Regions from separate parts of the Homo sapiens genome. Here region 1 is linked to region 2. The links are chromatin contacts, found by Hi-C or POLR2A ChIA-PET in ENCODE. All regions are on one chromosome and are shown on one strand. The core of a region is the stretch at or near the end of the contact, and the rest is flanking DNA. Distances in the headings are between cores, read along the strand shown.

The links. A loop is a pair of places that touch in the nucleus more often than their neighbours do. ChIA-PET counts read pairs that join two places held with the same protein, here RNA polymerase II (POLR2A). Pooled maps may share reads with other maps.
Region 1: a loop to region 2 is called in a map of endothelial cell of umbilical vein, with 2.9 times the contacts of the local background. The contact joins two enhancer-like sites. A Hi-C loop is called at or near these places in 24 of 168 maps with a recorded cell type or tissue (B cell, CD14-positive monocyte, Calu3 and 17 more), 2 of 37 single-sample maps with no recorded cell type and 15 of 50 pooled maps. POLR2A ChIA-PET finds 5 or more read pairs at or near these places in 5 of 52 experiments (A673, MCF 10A, OCI-LY7 and 2 more).

What each region holds. Positions count from the first base shown.
Region 1 is chr20:19,734,272-19,737,272 of GRCh38, forward strand. No RefSeq gene overlaps it. Among named protein-coding and RNA genes, the nearest start is that of RIN2, 22 kb to the right of the region's middle. Within about 2 kb of position 1,385, at least 17 of the 41 ENCODE cell types and tissues checked have a DNase peak (open chromatin) inside an H3K27ac peak, as active enhancers do; they include CD14-positive monocyte, where a contact is called at or near this core.
Region 2 is chr20:19,700,249-19,703,327 of GRCh38, forward strand. The region is part of intron 15 of SLC24A3 (solute carrier family 24 member 3); the gene reads left to right. Among named protein-coding and RNA genes, the nearest start is that of RIN2, 56 kb to the right of the region's middle. Within about 2 kb of position 1,348, at least 3 of the 41 ENCODE cell types and tissues checked have a DNase peak (open chromatin) inside an H3K27ac peak, as active enhancers do; they include CD14-positive monocyte, where a contact is called at or near this core.

The DNA.
Region 1 (3,001 bases), core at 135-2,634, 34 kb after region 2:
AATCATACCATTTGCGATCTTTCATTGTGCAGATTCCTAAAGGAAAGCCCTGTGTCCTGCAGGCCTTTGCTACCCAGTGTGAGTGGGCCTTAACCCGGCAGCTTTGATGAGAGAGAGAGAGAGAGAGAAATGATTTTTGGAGTTCCTGGAGGACAGCACTGTCCAGCAGGACTTCCCATGATGATGGAAATGTTCTTTACCTCTGCTGCTCAGTACAGTAGCCACCAGAGGCCTGTTGCCGTTGAGCACTTGCAGTGTGGCTCATGCAACTGAGGAACAAAATGTTTAACCTTGTTTATCTTTAATTTAAATCTGCATTTAAAGAACCATATGTGATTAGGGGCTCCAATATTGAGCAGAGCAGACAGAGCGTACTGAGGGGCCGACTTGGCCAACAAAGGCCCTAGAGTTTCTTCCATGGTGTAGAGAGAACATTGCTTCTGCCTTTGGCAAAGGTCATGAGGCCGTCTGCCCTGAAACAGACGGGATGCTTCAGAGCAACGGTTCTCAAAGGATAGTCCCAGAGCCAGCAGCATGAGCAACAGCATCACTGGGGAACTTGTTAGAAATGCAGACTCTCAGGCCCCATCCAGACCTCCTGAACTAGAGCCTGCATTTTAACAAGATCCCCAGGTGATTTCTGTGAATAGTCAAGTGTGAGATGAGCTGCCAGTAGCTCTCTGCTCTGCTCTTCAGAAGACAAGAAGCAGGTTGCACAGAAGCCTTGTCCAGGAGGTCACTCTATATTAAGTCAAGGGTATCCGTGTGTATTACAAGACTTGCCAAATGTGGACAGACAAGAGTTATGGAGAGCAACACATTTGAAACTGGGGATAGATTGGTACAGTTTAAAGGGCAAAAGGGTCATCTTTTAGTTCCAATAAGCCTTTGTTTTGATGGGGCAGAGGAGAAACTAGAGAGCTCAATTAAAAGATAAAGATTTAACTCAAGGTGTTTCCTACTTGATTTTCAAATTCATTCCAGTTGTTTCTTTAGAAGGGGACTCACATCAGATATCTTGCTAGTATAGAAAGTTCCTAAGCTGTACTGACAAACAAAACAGGCCTGTAGCCCTGCGACACTGTGCTTTACTTGCAAGATAAGGGGCTAAGGGAATGGGGGACAAAAAACAAAAAAAAACCTCAACCAAGAAACTCAACACATTTAAAAAAGGGGGCAGAAAATAGGACAAGGAAAAAAGTGGTTTATGTAACAGCAATTTTTTGTAATAAGTGTGGGGACGGGTCCCATCGGGACGACATTAGGCTGTTAATTTTGAAATAATCATTGGAACCCAGCTGGATAGCAGCAAGATTTGACGCCAGGAGCAAACACAGCCAGGAAGTGGAGGAGCAGATGACTCAGCCCACAGGGCACCAGAGGCGGGGATAATTTCTTTGCCCAGGGGAGTAGCAGTAGTCATCTGTTGTGTAGGCATTACCAAGTTCAATTGTGTGAGCGAGAATGGAAATCTGTTCTTCTGCAGCTTGTGAAAGAAATTAATCACAGCTCTCTGCATGACAAATTTTGGATTTTAGTTCACACAGTCCCTGAATTTTCCTTCAGGTTAAATTTTCCTTTCCTTGGGACCTCGTGTTGCCTTTACTACAGCCCAACTCTCTCTTGCCCATTTTGCACCCCAATCCAAATATAAAACAAAACAACTGGGAATTGGTTCTAAATGCCCCTTTCACATCTGCTCAGGCCATCATTACAGAATTTCATTTGCAAAAAAAAATCCAGATGAAACCAAATGAGGCATTTTATTCTGGCATTTCATTTTATTCTACATACAGATAACGACAGGGCAGTGAGGAGTTTTGGTCTGTGGCCTCTTCCCAGGACTAACAAGAGCCTGACACAAGAAAACACACCCTTGGTGCTTTTATTAATAACTTTTTTTTTTTTTTTTGAGATGGAGTCTTGCTCTGTCGCCAGGCTGGAGTGCAGTGGCTCGATCTCGGCTCACTGCAAGCTCTGCCTCCTGGGTTCAAGCGATTCTCCTGCCTCAGCCTCCTGAGTAACTGGGACTACAGGCACGCGCCACCATGCTCGGCTAATTTTTGTATTTTTAGTAGAGACAGGGTTTCACCATGTTGGCCAGGATGGTCTCGAACTCTTGACCTCTAGTGATCTGCCCACCTCAGCCTCCCAAAGTTCTGGAATTATAGGAGTGAGCCACCGTGCTCGGCCTTAATAACCTTTTATATGTTGGGTACGGTTTTTCACCTTTGTAATCCCAGTGCTTTGGAAGGTCAAAGCCAGAGGATTATTTGAGGCCAGGCTTTGGAGACCAGCCTGGGCAACATAGCAAGACCCTATCTCTACAGAAAATTTAAAAATTAGCCAGCCATGGTGGCATGCACCTGTAGTGTAGTTCTGGCTACTTGGGAGGCTCAGGCAGAAGGATCACTTATGCTCAGGAGTTCGAGGTTGCAGTGAGCTATGATCGTACCACTGCATTCCAGCCTGGGTGACAGTGTGAGACCCTATCTCTAAAAAAAGAAACTAGCAAGAAATAAAAAATAGCATAACCTCTTATAGTCCACCACCAAAACAAGGATACAGATAAAAAGTCCAAAATTGTGTGAAAGCACAATGCTCAAAAATCTTTCCAAGACTACTCTCATGGAAAACTAAAATGAGTGTAGGTTTAGATTTATTAGCTTATTAACACATTAATCAGTAAGATGGTAAATGTAGCTCAAAAAGCATGTTGAGGACATCAGGATGTATAGGTATATACAAAGACTGTGAAGAGTGCTAGATTTGAGACTAATGAATGAGCTCCAATGCAACCACACTCATAACCTCTCGCAGTCTTCATTACCTGATTCAAATGATTTGCCTTTCCCAGACAAGATACACATGTTGAAGTGTAACTTCATAAAGTGTGAGTCCTCCATCAACAGTAAAGAGTGAGTCAGAGGTGCACTCCCTTAGTTCACACAACAATCCTTGGGTGCGTCTGTTGAGCAATGTTTCAGTATGCCACTGAAAG
Region 2 (3,079 bases), core at 98-2,597:
TTCCCATCCTGGCAGCTCTCATGTCTCTTCCAAGCAGAAACTCAGGGTTTGTGGCACAGTCCATCCAGTGGTTCTACCATCTTGAAGTCCTTCTCCCATAGCTACACAGAAAGCAGAGAAGGCAAGGGCATGGAATATTGTGTAGATCACTTTCTGATGAGGCCTGGAAGTGGTGTCTGTCCCAACTGTTCCCATCCCACTGTCCACATAAGTTACATGTACCCACTTGGATGCAAGAAGGATCCAGGTAATTAGGTTAGTGTTGTGCCTGAAATTCATATAGCCACATGTGGCTTGTGGCTGACTGTTGGACCCTGTAGCTCTAGAGGATTAAATGACAATCACCCAGAGTCTAATCCATAGATAACTATTGTTAACATTTCAGCATATTTTTCTTTCTCTAGGTTACTTTGTATAGCAAAGATCATCCTATGTAGGCAATTTTATACATTGCTTTTTATACTTCCTGTTATATCAAACGTTTTTTCCTCAAAATCTCATTGGAAACATCATCTTCAAGGTGACCTATTATTACAGTATATTCCAAAGTGTACTTAATCATGCTGCTGCTCTTGGACACTTATGTTGATTCAAACCTTTCACTGTTGTAAGTAGTGACACCACAGACATCTTTGTACATTAACCTATAGGTTTTAGAGTTTTACCTAAATCTATACTTTTCAAGTTAACATTTCAAGTTCTTCTTTAGATGATTTTTCTCAGTGTTAGAAAAGTTATATAAAAGATTGTTTTCCAGAATGACAATATTTTTTACATGGTTATTTGTCCAGATTCATTCCTGAAGTTTTGGGACAGCTTTATGACACCCTCATATCCTGACCACAGGAAGCCCCATGAGGGCTGACATTGAGCCTTTCACATGTCTGTCTTCTTCATGGCACACAGTATGGGGCAGGCACATACTCAAGCCATGAAAAGCATGTTGAATAAATGGGAATCCATGTTTAGCTCTTCCATGGCCTTTGCATTCACTTTCACCAGCAGTGAAAGTTACCTTTCATGAATTAGAGGGACACTTCAGGTCCAGGCTGAGACACGAGGGCATGAATAACCTCGTAATTTGGTGCCCCCCGAAACATATTTTTATTAAAAAAAAACATTAATTCAGCATTTATTTTCAAGATGAGATAAATGCTTCATGAGCAAAGGGTGGAGATGGGAGATTACTGGTTCCTTCAGTAATGCAGTCTTCTCTTGTTATCAAGAAGTTCAGCTCTGAACTCAAACTTGCATATCATGGTCTGAACAAAAGCTTCGCAGTTAACACAACCTAACTTCCTTAAAAAATATTTAGTGGCTTTCTGTCTCTACTCAGTCATACGTGACAAGGATGCCAATGAAGATACTCCTCAGCCCAACTCAGAGTGCTGCATGCAGGGGTCTGATGAACCCGTTGGCAGTCCATCTGGTTTACTCCTCAGCTTGTTTCACTTCCCCATTGACCTCTTATCAAAGTTATGAGGAATTAAAAATCAGAACTATCTGAATTTTAACTGCTTTTTGTCCCTCTGTTGAGGACTAGAAGACAATGGCTAAAAAACAGACATCAAAAAGAAGAAGAAAAAAAAACCTGGGCTCTAAACAACCTGAAGAATTCATCCCTGAATAATATATTTTCACCAGGATGACTCTCCAGTGAGGGAGGGACAGGCAGGAGCAGAGAATGAGAAACTTTCAATGTCCTTCAGATCCATGATGTTATTTCTTATTTTACTTTGATTAAAGGGGACAATCATAGAAGGTGAAATCAAAAACTTTCAAAACAAAACTAAAACTCACCCCAGAAGCAAACCAGTTTATCTTACTAACTTTGAAATCTTCCTGACTAGACATGGATATCAGGCCTGAAATTCCAACTCGATTCAGCACACCATAAATCATTCTCCTAATGATCTCTCCTCCTTTCCTCCCCTTCTGACATTTTCCCAATACTCTTTAGAGAACAAAAAAAATTAAACATTATTCTTCTATCAGTAATTCCCAGAGCTATGAAAGTATACTCTTTCCAGATCTCAATGTCTACTGACACGGTGACATCATGAAAACAAAAATTCAGGCTTTAGTGGATGTTTGGTCCAAATTCATGTTTTTCACCTGAAGATGACATAATTGGATCACTCTGGTCATTCTGCTGGAATTATACAAGGGCCACATTAAGTCTTGAAATTGAAGATCTACTTTATCCTTGAAGTCAAGGGGGAAATGCAGGAGAAGAAACCACTCTGGCTTATTATGATCAATAGCCATGACATGCACAAGAGTCCTCTTGGGGGAGACTTGGTTAGGAAGACTTTGGAGAAAGGTGTGTCATGTTGTGTTTCCATCCAAATGCTGCTGTTTCTGTAATAAGTGCAAAAAAAAAAAAAATCATTTTATGCTGGGGATACAAACATCCAATGCAGACCACTCTTTTGAAAGTAGAAAATCAGTAATATAATCAATAAACAGTTTATGAACTCCAGGGAAGTCAAGGAGATTCCATTTGATATATGGTGTGAGGTAGGGATTCAATTTTATTATTTGGCACATAGATATATAGTTGTTTCAGCACCGTCTGTTGAAAAGGAGATTTCATTTTGAGCTTTAAAAATTCAATGGAAAAATTTCTGGTTAGCTTATTTTTCAGTAATAATCACAACCTAGGAACTACTAGGAAGCCATGATTTGGTTAAAGCTGTGAATGTTGCATTTCATAAGTAATGCTAACTTCCACTATTTGGAAAAGTTTATCTTGAGTCAAGACTAAAATGTAAATGAACAAGAAACAGGGAAGGATCAACCTGGTGAACTGAATCGGGGAGTGAGGGTCATAAAATCAGCCCCAGATCCTAGTGGCATGCTTTAATATTCTGCATTCTCCTTATTCTACTCAAGTAGTTGCTCTCCTTCCTTGAGAGGGCATTTAATAAGGGAAGAATCCCTATGAAGAGAAGAACCCCAAATGCTCCCCACATCCTAAATCTTCTAATCCTTCTAAGCTCTGCCCAAATACATCCTCACACTGCACATAATCTCTTTCCACATCCCTGCTGGCCCATCCACGTTCTTCCTTGTTTCA